Linked DNA regions of Homo sapiens: region 2 is linked to region 1. The links are chromatin loops, found by intact Hi-C in ENCODE. Cell type or tissue: natural killer cell. All regions are shown on one strand.

Evidence for each region. A loop is a pair of places that touch in the nucleus more often than their neighbours do. Peaks named below come from ENCODE experiments on the same cell type or tissue, not always from the same donor. Only the 100,000 strongest peaks of a DNase experiment are listed, where the experiment ranks them.
Region 2: a loop joins it to region 1, with 2.5 times the contacts of the local background. A loop is called at or near these places in 8 of 110 quality-filtered maps.

The regions. Positions count from the first base shown.
Region 1 is chr6:35,446,100-35,454,099 of GRCh38, forward strand. It overlaps FANCE (FA complementation group E), which reads left to right and starts at 6,239. Exons shown (of 10, transcript NM_021922.3): 1 at 6,239-6,694. The coding sequence starts at 6,447. It also overlaps the pseudogene MKRN6P. RefSeq lists a silencer at 5,890-6,789. In natural killer cell, a CTCF peak has its summit at 3,493 (motif pointing left); DNase peaks (open chromatin) are centred at 3,492, 6,142 and 6,832; H3K4me3 peaks cover 1,423 bases; H3K27ac peaks cover 827 bases.
Region 2 is chr6:35,389,383-35,397,382 of GRCh38, forward strand. All of the region lies in intron 2 of PPARD (peroxisome proliferator activated receptor delta), which reads left to right. Among named protein-coding and RNA genes, the nearest start is that of PPARD, 51 kb to the left of the region's middle. RefSeq lists enhancers at 2,517-3,085, 4,941-4,990, 5,011-5,060. In natural killer cell, no CTCF peak of the experiment used is centred here; DNase peaks (open chromatin) are centred at 2,089 and 4,869; H3K27ac peaks cover 1,236 bases.

The DNA of each region.
Region 1 (8,000 bases):
TGGCCCTCTGGGACACCCAGATCTGCTGGGGGAGGGCTTGGTGGCCACTGAGGCTGAATGTGGGCATGCGGGTGGAGTGTCTGACCCTACCTGTGGCTGCCTGGGAAGCAGGACAGTCGGGATGTGGTGTGTGGCATCTGCATGGACAAAGTGTGGGACAAGCCAGAGGCCCAGCGGGTCTTCGGCATCCTGCCCAACTGCACCCATGCCCACTGTCTGGGCTGCCTGCGCACCTGGCGGAAGAACCGGCAGGACTTCCCGCTGGATGTCATCAAGTCAGTGTCATGGGGGTCCCAACAGGGATGGAGGGAAACACCCCAGTGAGGAGGCTGGCCTGGGGGCCTGTGACTATTCTCCCACATTCTACTCCACTGCTCAGGGCGTGTCCACAGTGCCGTGTCCATTCCAGCTACATCATCCCCCACAAGTTCTGGGTGAGCAAGGGGGCCCAGAAGGAGCAACTCATCAGGAACTTCAAGGCTCGGACCAGGTGAGGCTGCAGAGGGAACGAGACTCAGGGTTAGGGAAGTGGAGAAGGTAGCCCCTGATTCATTCTGGTTCAGCCATGGTTCCCAGCCAGTGAATCCCCAAAGCCCTGAAGTTTAGAGTGACCAAAATGGCAGGTGAAGGCATGAACTATTTTCATGATTTCAGAAAGCCCAGTTAATAAGGCCAGGCATGGTAGCTCACACCTGTAATCCCAGCACTTTGGGAGGCCAAGGCGGGCAGATCACCTGAGGTCAGGAGTTCAAGACCACCTGACCAACATGGTGAAACCCCGTCTCTACTAAAAATACAAAAATTAGCCAGACGTGATTGCAGGCGCCTGTAATCCCAGCTACTCGGGAGGCTGAGACAGGAGAATCGCTTGAACCCTGGAGGTGGAGGTTGCAGTGAGCTGAGATTGTGCCACTGCACTCCAGCCTGGGCAACAAGAGTGAAACTCTGTCTCAAAAAAAAGGAAAGAAAGCCCACTTAATAAACGGAGAGTGGCTGAGATAGCAGAAGGAACACCAGGGCCAATTTTCTCTTCTAACTTGGCTCAGAATCAACTTAGAGCAACTCTGGTTCTCTCTGCACCATGAGAAGCCTTGCTTTGGCTTTTATTTCCAATTTGTCATAAGGCAGGAAAGTAAACTGATATGAATACATGTTATTTGCTTAGCTGCTCTTTGAAAACATGGGGTGGCTGAGAAGGGGGCTGAAAGGCAGCCTTATTGGATAGGTCTGAATCTCTTGGGGAGGGTAAGCACTTATTCAAAATCTGGAATTAGCTGCAATTCCAAGTTCCTAACTCCACCTTCCCAAAGGGTTTACTACACTTGATCTATGCAAAGTGTATTTGGGTAAAGGGAGGGATAAAGAAGGAGGCCTCGTCTTCACCCAGGAGATAGTCAGGCGTGTTCTGGAGACACCTGTGAACGCTAATAGCTGCATCAACAAAATTACTGAAGGAAACACTAACTCGAGTGACTCTTACAGAAGGGGAAGTATTTAAGCTGTGCATGGGAAGAACAGGGTTCCTCAGGAGGAGAAAAAAGAGGGTGTCCCAGGCAAAGAGAGATGGAAGTGAGGAAATACAGTTGACCCTTGAACAACTTAGGGGTTAGGGGCACCGAACCCCATGCAATCGAAAATCCATATAGAATGTTGTTGTTGCTGTTGTTGTTGTTGAGACAGAGCCTCGCTCTGTTGCCCAGGCTGGAGTGCAGTGGTGCAATCTCGGCTCACTGCAGCCTCAGCCTCCTGGCTCAAGCAATCCTCCCCAGTAGCTGGTACTATAGGCGCGCACCACCATGCCTGGCTAATTTTTGTATTTTTTGTAGAGACAGGGTTTTGCCATGTTTCCCAGGCTGGTCTTGAACTGCTGAGGTCAAACGATCCACCCGCCTCAGCCTCCCAAAGTGCTGGGATGACAGGCGTGAGCCACCACACCTGGCCATGTATAACTTTTGACTCCCCCAAAACTTAACTAATAACATGCCGCTGACCAGAACCCTTTCGGACAACATAAAGTCAATTAATACAGATTTTATATGTTATATGTATTATATAACATAATATGTATTCTTACAATAAAGTGAGCTAGAGAAAAGAAACGTTAAAATCATAAAGGAGAAAATATATTTACTATTCATTAGGTGAAAGCAGATTACCATAAACGACTTGATCCTCATTGTCTTCACATTGAGTAGAAGGACGAAGAGGAGGGAATTGGTTTTGCTGTCTCCAGGATCTTGTCTGCGTATAAGCTGCCCCAGGCAATTCAAGCCTGTGTTGTTCAACAGCAACTGTACTGGCAGCTGGGCCACCAGTTGGAAGTTTCCCAAGGGGAGCGCTCAGGACTGGATGTGATAGGAGATGGTGTAGATGGAGGTTTATTGTGTGACAGGCTTTGTATCTCGTAAACTGCATGAGGCAGGGACTCTTACTATCCTCATACTGTAGAAGAAGAAACTGAGGGGCTGGGCACGGTGGCTCACACCTGTAATCCCAGCACTTTGGGAGGCTGACGGGGAGGAACTCTTGAGCCCAGGAGTTGAGACCAGCCTGGGCAACATGGTGAAGCCCCATCTCTACAAAAAATATAAAAATTAGCCAGGCATGATGGCACACGCGTGCAGTCCCAGCTACTCAAGAGGCTGAGGCAGGAGGATCACCTGAGCCCCAGGAGGTCAAGGCTGCAGTGAGCGTAATCATGCCATTGCACTCCAACCTGGGTGACAGAGCAAGAACCCTGTCTCAAAAAAAAAAAAAAAAAAAAACAAAAAGGCCGGGCACGGTGGCTCACACCTGTAATCCCAGCACTTTGGGAGGGCAAGGTGGGTGGATTATCTGAGGTCAGGAGTTTGAGACCAGCCTGAGCAACATGGTGAAAACCCGTCTCTACTAAAAATACAAAAAAATTAGATGGGCGTGGTGGTGGGTGCCTGTAATCCTAGCTACTTGGGAGGCTGAGGCAGGAGAATCGCCTGAACTTGGGAGATGGAGGTTTCAGTGAGCCCAGATCATGATACTGCACTCCAACCTGGGCAACAAATGTGAAACTCCATCTCAAAAACAAAAAAAAGTCTGGTATAGTGGTTCACACCTGTAATCCCAGCACTTTGGGAGGCTGAGGTGGTTGGATAACCTGAGGTCAGGAGTTCAAGACCAGCCTGGCCAATTTTGTGAAACCCCACCTCTACTAAAAATATGAAAATTAGCTGCACGTGGTGGCATGCACCTGTAGTCCCAGCTACTCGGGAGGCTGAGACAGGAGAATTGCTTGAACCCCAGAGGTGGGTGTTGCAATGAGCCGAGATTGCACCACTGCACTCCAGCCTGGGTGACAGAGCAAGACTCCATCTCAAACAAACAAACAAACAAAAAACCCAAAAAACAAACAAAATAAACCAGAAAAATGAAAGGAGGTTCCCAGGGCCGCTGCTGTTGCTGGCTCAGAGACTGAGAAGTACAGAAAGGGGCCCCTTAAGATACTTTACTGCCATCTGCTGGAAGATAGAATAAATGTAAAAGCTACACTATGATGCTAGTGGTGTCCGCTTAGATGCGGGGCTTTGGTGCTGTGTACAACCTGCCCAACCTTATGTGTCAGCCTTGAGTGCCCCTTGTTCTTGGGGTAACAGGTTTTGAAGGTGATGGTCGTCGTCTTCTCTCTCATAGCCAGATCCGATGCCGGTTCTTCGTGCGAGGGAATGGCCGCTGCCCCTTCAAATCTGAGTGTATCTACCTGCACCAGCTCCCAGCTAAGGCTGGGACCTCCGGTCCTCCCTGGCCTGAGAGAGTGCAACTGGCCTCTGGGAGTGAGGTGGTAACCGCAGGGGTATGGGGCAGGGGAGGCTGCTGGTCATGGCTTATAATAAATGTTTGTGATAAATATGAAACCTATGGATGGTATCTATGATGCTAATATGGTGCCTACTTAGATGTGGCACCTTTGTGCTATGTACAATCTGCCCAACCTTATATGTGAGTCTTGAGTTCCTCCATTCCTGAGGCAACCAGTGTTGAAGTTGATGGGTTTTCACTGATTTTTCTCTCTACTCCCAGGTGCTGGGCCCAGCATTGTTCCTAAGGGGTGCTGAGCCAGAGGACAATGTGCTCTTCACAGACGGTGCCCTGGCCATGACCTTCTGGGGTTCAGAACTCCTGCAGGACCCCAACAGTTCTTACCATGGCCTTCTGTAATCAGGATCAACTTGAGGAAAATTGGGGTGAGGGGAAGGAGTTTCTAGGTGGTAGGTCTTTCCCTTTTAGGGTTTGGTGGGGGGGCAAAAGTAGCAAGCCCTCCACCCCCATGAACTGCAGCAGTGACACAGCTGGGGACATGGAGGAATGGGGGAGGGCTCCTGGAATGAGGAAGGTTCAAACCCTCTTGCCAGGGCCTTGGTTTTTAACTTTGCTCTTTTGTAGAATGACTCTGAAAGAAAACCAATAAAATGCACCTAAGTTATCATTGCTGGTGTCTGAAGAGTGGTCCGCTCATAGCCCAGCCCCACTGCCAAGTGCAATAAGGCTGCTTCTGCATTCAATCTGTTGCAATATTACTTGTCACTTAGCTTCTGGAAAACTTCACAGTGCATTTTTGCATTATGAAAATAGTAATAACCTCATGAATCTTGTGAAAGGGACTCGGGGATCCACCAGGGTCCTTGAGCCATGTTTAGAACTTTTCCTCCCTGTTCCCTTTCAGGTGGCCAGAATACAGACCTTGGTGGGTGGGAGCCACAGCCACTCAGAGTAAAGCTGTAGGTGAGGATGCACAGGGCATTGCAGGCTTTTTAGCATTCTTGGCCCTGCCTGCTATTCATCAGGTCCCACTCCTCTAACAGCTTGTCATTCGAAGACCCAAAACATCCCCTGTAAAGTTAGAGCTGCTTACCTGAAACAGAAGGTGTCTGGAAGAAACTTCTTTCTTGCTATTTTGGCATTTGCAAAGCAGCCATTATCTAAGAAATATCACTAGTCTTTCCCGACATCTCCCTTGAAATCATTTTGGCTCAAATGGAGATCAGATCAAGCTCAAGATACTCCCATGGCTTTCCATACTATTCAGAGTGAAAGCCCAACTCCTTTCTGTGACCTCAGGCCTCTTAAGATCTGACCTGGTTCCCACTCTGATCTCAACTCCTATTACTATCCAGCAAGTGCCCTCCGTTCCAGCCATGCTTTTGCCCCAGAGCCCCCCCGCCCTCCACAGGGAGGACTGAAATGGTCTTCTCACAGACTTCTATCTGGCTTGCCAACCTCATCTTCACATTCATCTTGCCTGACCACCCTATTTAAAAGCACTTCGTGCTGTGTGTCGGTGTTATGTTCTTTTTGAACACATCACAAACATTGTTTAATTAGCTTTCCGTCTCTCCCCAGTTGTGTGACAATGAGGGCCAGGATCTTTGTTTTGTTCCCAGTATCCCCAGTCCCTAGGTGCTCAGTAAACATTTCCTGAATGAAGGGCTGTGTGTGGCAGCAGAGCTGGGACAGGAAATACAAGCTAGCCCCCAAAGCAAGGTTTAGGAGGCACTGTGGGGCTCTTCTCGCTTATTTCCTACGCTTTGCAGTGATCCCACCCTTGGCTGGAAGCCAAGTTCTCCAGCGGACTTCCTTAAACTGAACCCTAGGAAGTGGAGCCACACCTGGCCCCCTATAAACGACCCAGAGCAAGGTTACTGCTTGGTCTTTGGGAGGAAGTTCAGAAGAAAGTCTTTGGCCGTATTAATAGTGTTAGGTTTTACTGTGACCATGTCATTCTCAGGGATGTTTGTATATCAAATACTATTTCTGGAGAGGACTGAAACCCAAATGATAGCACTTTTGGCCTGTGGAAGAGATGAAGCTAAGTGGGGTGGTAAATTGTGGTCAAATTCTATGGTGAAGTCCATGACAAGCAACATGCCGTCAGCGTAAATACAGCGCGGGTCCTCTAGCACAACAGAACCCCTGACATCCACTCCATTCCACTACTTTGGGGAGTGATGAAGAAAGGGAGAGGGTTGGGGTCGTCAGCGGCGGATCCACCCCTCCATCAACCCCCGCCCCCGCCCCGCTCCAGGCTCCCTGGCCCGACACCGCCCACAAACTAACCACTTGTTTTGTCCACGCCCCCTCCCATGGGCACGCCCCAGGCCTTGGCCCCGCCCACCTACTCCGGCTGGACTTGTGCCCGGCCCTGCCCCTTGCGACCGGCCCTCGCGCCGGCCTCACGTTCAGGCTCCGCCCCCGGCCGCGCCTCCCTCCTTCCCTTTCCGACAGCGCGGGAACGGCTGCGGCTTCGGGCGGCCGGGTTTCTCCGGTCTCCCAACGCCGAGGAGAGCTTGTAACAGGCGCTGGAGCTGGCCCGCCACCGCCGCGTCAGGGACGGCGCTGGAGTCCTCCGTTCCCCTCAGCCTCTGAGCTGAGGCCCCACACCAGAGTAGGGGGCGGCGCGGCACCCGTGCCCCGGCATGGCGACACCGGACGCGGGGCTCCCTGGGGCTGAGGGCGTGGAGCCGGCGCCCTGGGCGCAGCTGGAGGCCCCCGCCCGCCTCCTGCTGCAGGCGCTGCAGGCGGGGCCTGAGGGGGCGCGGCGCGGCCTGGGGGTGCTCCGGGCGCTGGGCAGCCGCGGCTGGGAGCCCTTCGACTGGGGTCGCTTGCTCGAGGCCCTGTGCCGGGAGGAGCCGGTCGTGCAGGGGCCTGACGGCCGTCTGGAGCTGTAAGTCCTCGCCCGCGGCCCCTTAGCAGGTATGGGAGGCGGGGGGCTGTCGGGGGAACGACACACACAGAGGTGAAATAAGCCCCTTCAGCGACGGCCTGCCGCGCACCCTATGAGCAGGGGCACCCTTCACTGAGCACTTGCTGTGTGCGGGACATCGAGGATCCGGGAACTCGAGGCACACGCCTTCTGTTCGCTGTAAGGTATAGTGATGATAAGTGGAGGCAAATCACTTTTGATCGCGTACTTCCATCTCTAAAAAACTGGACTCGTACGTCCAGTGTAAGTATACTTATGTATAAAGTGTACACATGTGTTAAAATACGTACATTTTAAAGTACAAAAATAGATACTTAAAACGTGATGGTGGAATACGTATCCGCTATCCTGGTGGCTGTATGCTCTGCTTTTCAAAGCATAACGTTCACTTTAAGGCAAGATTGCTTTCTCTAAGAATGGTAACTGTGAATCCATATTTTAGTGTTCTTGATAATTTCTGGCTCTTGGATGACATTGAACTTTTTTTTTAACCTCTCTGTGGCTGACGAAGGATTCCTACTAGGAGCAGAGGTGTCGGCCCTGCCATTTTATTTGGTTGTGTTTCTGTTATTGATATTATCTCCAATTTTTTGGCAGGCATTCTTTTAAGCCACGTGCTTATTTGTGAGGACAACTTTTGCTTAAAAAAAAAAGAGTACAGTATCTACAGATGCACTTAACTAGCAAAGTTAACTAAAACACACAGAAAAATGAGTGGGTGAGGTGCCATGTTCAGCTCCTAGTGGGGCCAGCCTTCCACTCCTCTTGGATACCCCTCCCCCATAATTTATGCTGGAAACCATCCAGATGCTAAATATTTCTAATGCTTAATTTCTTATGTTTTAGATAAATAGGGGAAAATGGGAGTTCCAATATTTTCTTCCTACACTCCACTTTGAATTTCTTTCAGGAGATGGGTCAGGAGAACTTGTCTGAATCCCCAAATTGGAAGCTATAGAAATGTTTGCCCAGCTATCTGGCTTATTCTGGATAGAGTAAGGAGAGGGCAGGGCCTTAACCTGGGGCCCCTGGATAGAAGAGTATTTCAGCACAATTGATTTCCTTTATAATCCTAGATATTTTATCAAATGCATTTAACACTCATTCTGATCACAGGTCTCTGGCACTAAAACAGGTTAAAATTTCCTGGAGTAGGGTCTTCCCTATCTCTCTACCCCCAAATATCCTCCCCACCACAAATTAGCCATCTTTTAAACTTAGGTTTTTTTTGTTTGTTTTGTTTTTTTTTTTGACGGAATCTTGCTCT
Region 2 (8,000 bases), 57 kb before region 1:
CTCACTGCAACCTCCACCTCCTGGCTTCAGGCAATTCTCCTGCCTCAGCCTCTCGAGTAGCTGGGACTACAGGCGCCTGCCACCATGCCCGGCTAATTTTTGTATTTTTAGTAGAGACAGGGGTTTCACCATGTTGGCCAGGCTGATCTTGAACTCCTGACCCCAGGTGATCCGCCCGCCTCGGCCTTCCAAAGTGCTAGGATTACAGGCGTGAGCCACCGCGCCCAGCCTGGGTGATGGTTTTATGGTGGTATATAAATGTAGGAATTCATGGGGCTTATTATGTTTAAGATTAATGCAGATTGCATACTCTAACCATGAGTATGTTATACCCCAATTATAAATCAAGCAGGCAAATAAATAGCATATTCCCCAAAATAAAGAAGTAAAATGCAATAGCAAGAAAGTGTGCAAAGAGCTATGCCTGGGAAAATACAGGAACTGTATCATTTTGAAAGGGTGAGAGATGAGATTTCAGACCCTCACCCTCTCTCACTGTGTCATTTCTGAAGGGCCCTGGTGACTTTCTTTGCCCCTCTCCACTCTTACAGTCATTGGAACCAGAGGGCAGAACCCCGGGCCTCAAAATTAAGTCTATACACCTTAGAAACTAGGAATTCAAGGCTAGCCAGGTCCTGGCCCTTTATCTGTCCTTCAGAGAGTGGGGTGCCCCAGCCAAAGCGGACAGCTCGCCATTCCCAGATGTGCCCTGTGTTCTCGGCTGCGTTGCCTGACTCACCTTGGCCTTCCCTGGGAGTGCCTTTTCTAGTTTTCTGGCCCAGCTAGAAGAAAGGGCCATTACACCTACTCCAGAATCATCCCTGCTGCTCCCAAGTTGGAATATTTCTTCCTCCACAGTGGCCACCTCTTATGTGCCCTCCATCACACAGTTTGTATACTTACCTCTTCAAGGGCAGGCTGTGTTTTACTCCTTTTGTCATCTCTCCCCATAGGGGTCTAGGTCAGTGCTTTTGTACATGGTGCCTGAAACAGTCCCATAAATGATATTTTATTTGAGTGGGGCTCTCTGGCTGGAGCTACTAGGTGGAATGTTGCCATGTGGGAGCAGGGGTCATAACGAAGGCTGGCCATCAAGATGCTGGTACTTCCAAATTCCCAACAGTTATTAACTTTCAGGATTGAGGAACAAGTAATAGAAATTCCCTGGAATGCCCAAAATCATAACTTTTTCTATATCTTTCCTAACACTTTATGAGTTTTTAAATAAGGAGTGGTCATAATAATAAATGGAATTATTTTTTCTGTGATAAAATTTCAGAGGTGTTTCTGTAAAAAAAAAAGAAAGAAAAGAAAAAGAGAAAAAAAGATGTAACATTAAATGCGTGGTTTGGTGGTTTGGTTGGGCACAGTGGCTCACACCTGTAATCCCAGCACTTTGAGAGGCCAAGGCAGGAGGATGGCTTGAGCTCAGGAGTTTGAGACCAGCCTGTTAACAGAGAAAGATTTTGTCTCTATTAAAAATAAAAAAAATTAGCCAGCATGGTGGCATGTGCCTGTAGTCCCAGTTACTCAGGAGGCTGAGGCAGGAGGATCACTGGAGCCCAGGAGTTTGTGGCTGCAGTGAGCTATGATAGCACCACTCCGGGTGGTGACAGTCTTGGTGACAGAGTGAGACCCCATCTAAAAAATTAAAATAATAAAAATAAAATAAATGCATAGTTTATTGTTATTATGGACAAATATATTGTGATATATGATTGTATATATTTCATTAGCATGTAAAAATGATCTCTATCTGATATAGACATCTGATAATAGAAAATGCGGAAGAGAGCATTAACACAAAATGAATACCAAATAAAAATCACTTAATGATTTAAGAGTAATACTACACATATTTAATATTTAAAAGTTACTCTTAAAGGTTAAAACTAGAGAAAAGTTAAAAGAATAAAACAATGAATTTCTGTATTTCCTTCACCAAGATTCACCAGTTGCTAACAGTTTGGCGCATTTGCTTGATGTGTCATAGATTGTCCACATTCCATATCTGTTGGATTGTTTCCTTGTGATTAGATTCGGGTTTACGTTGTTGGTGGGAACCCACATAGATGAGGTGTGCTTCCTGTTGCTTACATCAGGAGGCACAGTGGTGCCAGTTGGCCCTAGTAAAAGTGATGCTAACTTGATTCACCTAGTTAAGTTGGCATCTGTGAAGGCTACTTTTGTATTAAGGCAGTGAACTTCGAAAGGAACTTTTCCCTGACTTTGGGAATTGCTGACAGCCATTTAGGAAAAGAGACGACTGTTTTCTCTGTCACGTGTAGCTGCAGTTAAGAAACATCCTAGTATAGTCAGACAAGCTCTGGAAGCCAGTATGTCAGGACCTGGGACCAAGCTCTACAGCCATCTCTCCCTGTGACCATAGCCAAGTCATTTCTGAGCTATGTGAGACTGTACGTATAAGGAAATAGACACTCAGAGAAGTGAAGCAGTTTGCCCAAAGCTACTCAGCTAGTGAGTGACAGAGCTAGGATTCAAACCCATTTTTGTCTGGGGACAAAGCCCTGCCCTTGTCCTTATGCCAAGCTGCCTCCTTTGTGAGGCAGCTGGTTGTTATGATTGTGGCACTGACCACTCAGATGTTGTGCTCGGAACCAAGCAGAAGAGCACCAAGCCTTATAGGCCCTGACAGGTGAGAGGGAAGAGAGAGGTGCCTTCCTTCATCCATCTGGACTGCCCTTGGAATTCCTGGGCCAATTTGGGGAACCCTGGCACCAACCCTAACATGGGCCAGTGCCAGCACCAGGTATATGCAGCCTGTACTTCCCAGTCTGGGCAGGCAAAGGCTGGAACCGCACCAGCAGCTCTCCTCTGTAACGCAGCACGGAAGTATTTATTTCAAGGGTGGCTCAGAGAAGTGAAGCAGTTTGCCCAAAGCAAACTGGTTCCTCCCCTGCATGTGGCAGGCTGTCCTGCAAGCTGGGAGGCGGGCTGTTGGACGCTCCCCAGCCACCCTTGAAATAAATGCTTCCATGCTGTGTTGCAGAGGTGAGTTGCTGGCACCGTTCCAGCCTCCGCCTGCCCAGACTGGGAAGTACAGGCTGCACATACCTGGCACTGGCCCACTTTAGGGTTGATGCATGGGATCCCCAGATTGGCCCAGGAATTCCAAGGCCAGTCCAGATGGATGAAGGAAGGTATTGCCTCAGCCTGCCTGGGTTCCTCGGGGGAGAGAGGGAGACAGGAAGCATTAATGGGGGAAAGGTGTGCCAAGCCTTGCCAAGCAGGTCATTGTGGGTGGGGAGACACCGCCTACGTGCTCGGGACGCCCCAGGATTTGGGTGGAGGTTCTTGAGGAGGCAGCGAGAAAGGAGAGCTGTGACAGCGACTCTGGAGCACTCTAGAATGGCTCTTAGTGACCTTCTGCTCTGGTGACCCACCAGCAGCCCACCAACCTGTCATCTTCCAGTTAGCAGCCATCCCCAGGGCCAGTAGCACCTGAGCACTTGGTAAGTAGAAAGACCCAGTGTCTGCTCCTCATGTTACCCTGGTGTCCTTCCCCAGAGCAGTTGTTTTGGGAAAAACTGGCTCCGGCTGAAGCAGGAAATGGTGCTCCTTGTCAAGGTCATGTTGTCCTGTTGCTATAGAACTGAGAGACCCTGAGGATCAGCCCTCTGAGGTTCCTGTTACCTCTCTTTACACTATTCATCCTCATAGGCCTCCAGGAAGGGGGCCAAATTCAGGGCCAGGACCAGGGCCAGTGGCTTGGTGAGGCATAGGCTTTGCTGTATGGGCCCTGTGGGGAGCTCTGGGGAGTTCTTATTCCCCTGGCTCATGGCCACCATCATGGAGAGACCCCCAGGGCTCTGGCAGCCAAGTGGGCAGGAGCGGAGGGAGGGGGCATCTTGGGAGGGAGAGCCCCGAAAGGAAACAGGGTTTATAGACAGACTCCCGGTCATCACTGCTTGTAATGCTTGCTCAGTGAACAGTGGCAGTGCTTTTCCTGACTCTTTCAAGAGAGTCCCTTCTCTCTCCTGCTAGGTGGGCTGAGATCCAGACTGGTTAGAAGCCTAACATGACCTGGCGTGTGAGACCTTGCACTCTCTGAATGTATTCCCCAAGTGTCATCAATAAGTCACTCCGGTTCTGGCATTTCCCTATCTTATCCTGCATACCCCTCCTCCTGGCTCTGAGTCCTGAGGAGTGAGATTGCAGTTTTTGACCCATGTTCTTACTGAGAAGTGGGCTGTCATGCAGGTATAATATAAAATCCAGAAGCTGCTGTCAGAATTATGTGAGAATTGGGAGGTGACAGCATGGGCCAATTTTCTGAATCTCTAGGGTGCTTTGATGCTTAAGAAGTCTTTCTGGGCTCCCTGAGATTTGAAACCTCTTGTTTTATCTGTCCTTTCACTCTGGTTCTTCCTTTCCTTTCTTGGGGACTTCATGCTTCTCAAATATTTGTTAAGTGGGTGCTTATATGGGACCTTAGAAAGCAACCAGCTAGGCATGCACTTGGAAAGGGACAGGAGGACTGAGAACAAGACTAAACATTTCTGTGAGATTGAGCAGCAGGAGAGCTTTGCTTCTTTACTGGTGTCAGTATGTGCCTGCAGCTCCTGGGCTGCCTTTACTCGAGTGAGATCCATTTACAAGACTCCTGACTCTTCTACTCCACTTTATTACAAAAGATGTTGATGCTCGTTTTAAAAACAATTTAAACTACAAACATGAATAAAGGTATTTATCTCCCCACCAGTCCCCCTCATTCTCCCTTCCCTCCTGTTCTTAGACTGGTTTCCCCTCCCAGTAGTTTAGGTTGTGGGGCAAGTGTGTGTAGCTCTGCATCAGTGTCTTAAACAAAATGAGTGTGTCGCGGATGCGCAGCTCGGCCACTTCCTGTTTTCTTCGGCTGTATGTCACGGCCATCCTGCCATGGCACCATGTCTGTGCCACCTGCTGCTCTTGGGCATCTGCAGAGAATTCCATGACATGGATCTTGAGGTAGTCTTCTTCAGCTTTTTCTACTTCATCTTATTTTCTACAATCATTTATATCTGCTTGTAAAACCTTTTTTTAAAAAACTTGCTTACTAGACACAGCACATGTTCATTTTAGAAAATGTAGAAAAATCAGATAAGCAGCCGGGCATGATGACTCATGCCTGTAATCTCAGCACTTTGGGAGGCCAAGGCAGGCAGATCACCTGAGGTCAGGAGTTCGAGACCAGCCTGGCCAACATGGTGAAACCCCATCTCTACTAAAAATACAAAAATTATCTGGGTGTGGTGGTGCGTACCTGTAGTCTCAGTTACCTGGGAGGCTGAGGTGGGAGAATCACTTGAACCCAGGAGGTGGAGGTTCCAGTGAGCCGAGATCATGCCACTGTACTCCAACCTACGTGACAGAGTGAGACCCTGTCTCCCCGCCCCCCCCACCAAAAAAAAAAAAAATCAGATAAGCAATAAAAAAAGTAGAAATGACCCCTAAGAGGTAACATTTTGGTGTGTATAATACAAATGTCTTTTACATTTGCTCCCTCATCTCAGCATTGCCACTGCCATTAAAGAAGGCACATGGTCATTAGTCCCATCTCACAGATAGAAAGCCTGAGCCACAGAGAGGGTAGCAGGTTGCCCAGAGGTACACAGCATAGTAAAGACAGAGCTGGGGGTGTACCTGTCATATAACTCAGCACTAATGCTCTCTCCACTGTAGCCCACTTGCTGTCTTCGCACCTTGGGACAGAGAGGGGGGTGCCAGGCATTGGATTTCAGATGCATTGAACTGCCTTATCCGAAGGTTAATAGACAGATGACTGCTTGAGGAAAGCCCCTGATTGACTTAGGAGAAGAGGTAGAAGACACGCTCTTCAGGTTTACAGACAATATGAGACAAGGGATTGTTTGCGCTTTAGAGAACAGAATCGGGCTTAGAAAACCCTCAAAGAGCTCTAATGACAGGTCAGGAGCAACAGGATAAACTTTGGAAGGGGTGGATGTAAAGGGGCCCCCTTCTATTTCCGTAAGCACAGGAAGGCCTGACTTGATGTTCAGGCAGTGATGACTGGTCTGCCTGGGAGTCATAGTGGACTGTAAGCAGGGGGACATGTCATTTCAACACTTTAACTTCATCTTACTTCCTGGGAGTGTTAGGAGCCACACATCAAGAGGACGTGATGAACTAAGGAAGAGGGTTTGGGAACCTGTCAAATGACAAATGCTGCAGTGACAGAGGTTTCACCTAGAGAAGATGGGTTTGGGGAGGAAAAGGTGCAGGCCAAGACTTGGTGACCAGGGCCAGGCAGGACAGGACCAGGAATGGCAGTTAGTTGAAGGGAGAGTCTAATTGGTCAGGATACAGAACACCTTTTTAGCATTAGAGTTCAGGAATAGTAGCGAGAGGCAGTACAGTAGAGTGGTTAAGAGCTCCTGCTCTGATGGCTTACTGGCTCCCGGCTCCCAGAGTCTTGGAAGTTACCTCACTCTTCCATGTTCCAATTTTCTCATCTGTAAATGGGGATAATGGGTACCTGCCTTATAGTCCACTTGTAAAACCTAAGGGAGTTACTCCATGAAAGCAGCTTAGAATAATGCCTGGCACACAGAGGTGCTGTGCACTGTTTGATTCACACGGAAGCTGGGTAGGCTCCATGGAAGAAGAGTTGTAGAAGGTCTTCTGCATGCATTTGGTATGACCTGCTTACCCAGCCTTTTCCATTCCCTGCCTCCCTGTCTCCTTCTTTCTTTCTCCATCTTCCTCTCCTGGGTCTAGGATCCTACATTTCCCCTACCTAGGACACCCTACCCCTCAATCTTTATTTTCTTCTTTGAAACTCTTAAGTATTTTATTTCTTCTTCTTCTTCTTTTTTTTTTTAGACAGAGTCTCGCTCTGTCGCCCAGGCTGGAGTGCAGTGGCACGATCTTGGCTTACTGCAAGCTCCACCTCCCAGGTTCACGCCATTCTCCTGCCTCAGCCTCCCGAGTAGCTGGGACTATAGGCGCCCGCCACCACGCCTGGCCAATTTTTTGTATTTTTAGTAGAGACAGGGTGTCACCGTGTTAGCCAGGATGGTCTCGATCTCCTGACCTCGTGATCCACACACCTCGGCCTCCCAAAGTGCTGGGATTACAGGCGTGAGCCACCGCGCCTAGCCCTATTTCTTCTTCTTTAAATTGTTTTTATTAAAAAAAAAAAAAAAGGCCAGGCGTGGTGGCTCATGCCTATAATCCCAGCACTTTGGGAGGCCGAGGCGGGCAGATCATGAGGTCAGGAGACAGAGACCATCCTGGTTAACGTGGTGAAATCCCGTCTTTACTAAAAATACAAAAAATTAGCTGGGCGTGGTAGCATGCGCCTGTAGTCCCAGCTACTCAGGAGACTGAGGCAGGAGAATCGCTTTAACCCAGGAGGCAGAGGTTGCAGTGAGCCGAGATTGCACCACTGCACTCCAACCTGGGCAACAGAGTGAGACTCTGTCTCAATAAAGAAAAAAATGAGACAGGGTCTTTCTGTGTTGCCCAGGGTGGTCTGGAACTCCTGGGCTCAAGCAATCCTCCCATCTCAACCTCCCTGCCCAGCTGCTGTGCCCAGCAGTATTTTCTATAATTAGCATAGTGTACTTTTCAGATTATCTTGAAGACCCAGCTCTCCTTGACCTTGAACCTTCCCTGAGGCCTCCAGAGGCAATTTCCTCCTCAGGACTCAGCTGCCCTTCACTCTTCCCTCGTGCACAGCCTGTCCTGTGAGTAGGTGCAGGTACTGACTGGTCTTATCTTTCGCCCTGAAAATATAAACGTTTTAAAGGCACCTGAGGATTTGTCAGCACCTCCCCACCCCCACCCTGGGTCTGACCTAGGACTCTGAGTCAGGGAGGCCTCCCTCCACTGAGTAATAGTAGCCTTGGGATCTGCTCAGCAAGAGGATTGTATAGTTTAAGGGAGGAAGAAGCACCAGTGCTGCCTCCCCATGGGAAAAATGAAGCCCCCCCTCCCGCAACCACCACCACCACAGAACCACCAACCCCAACGTCACT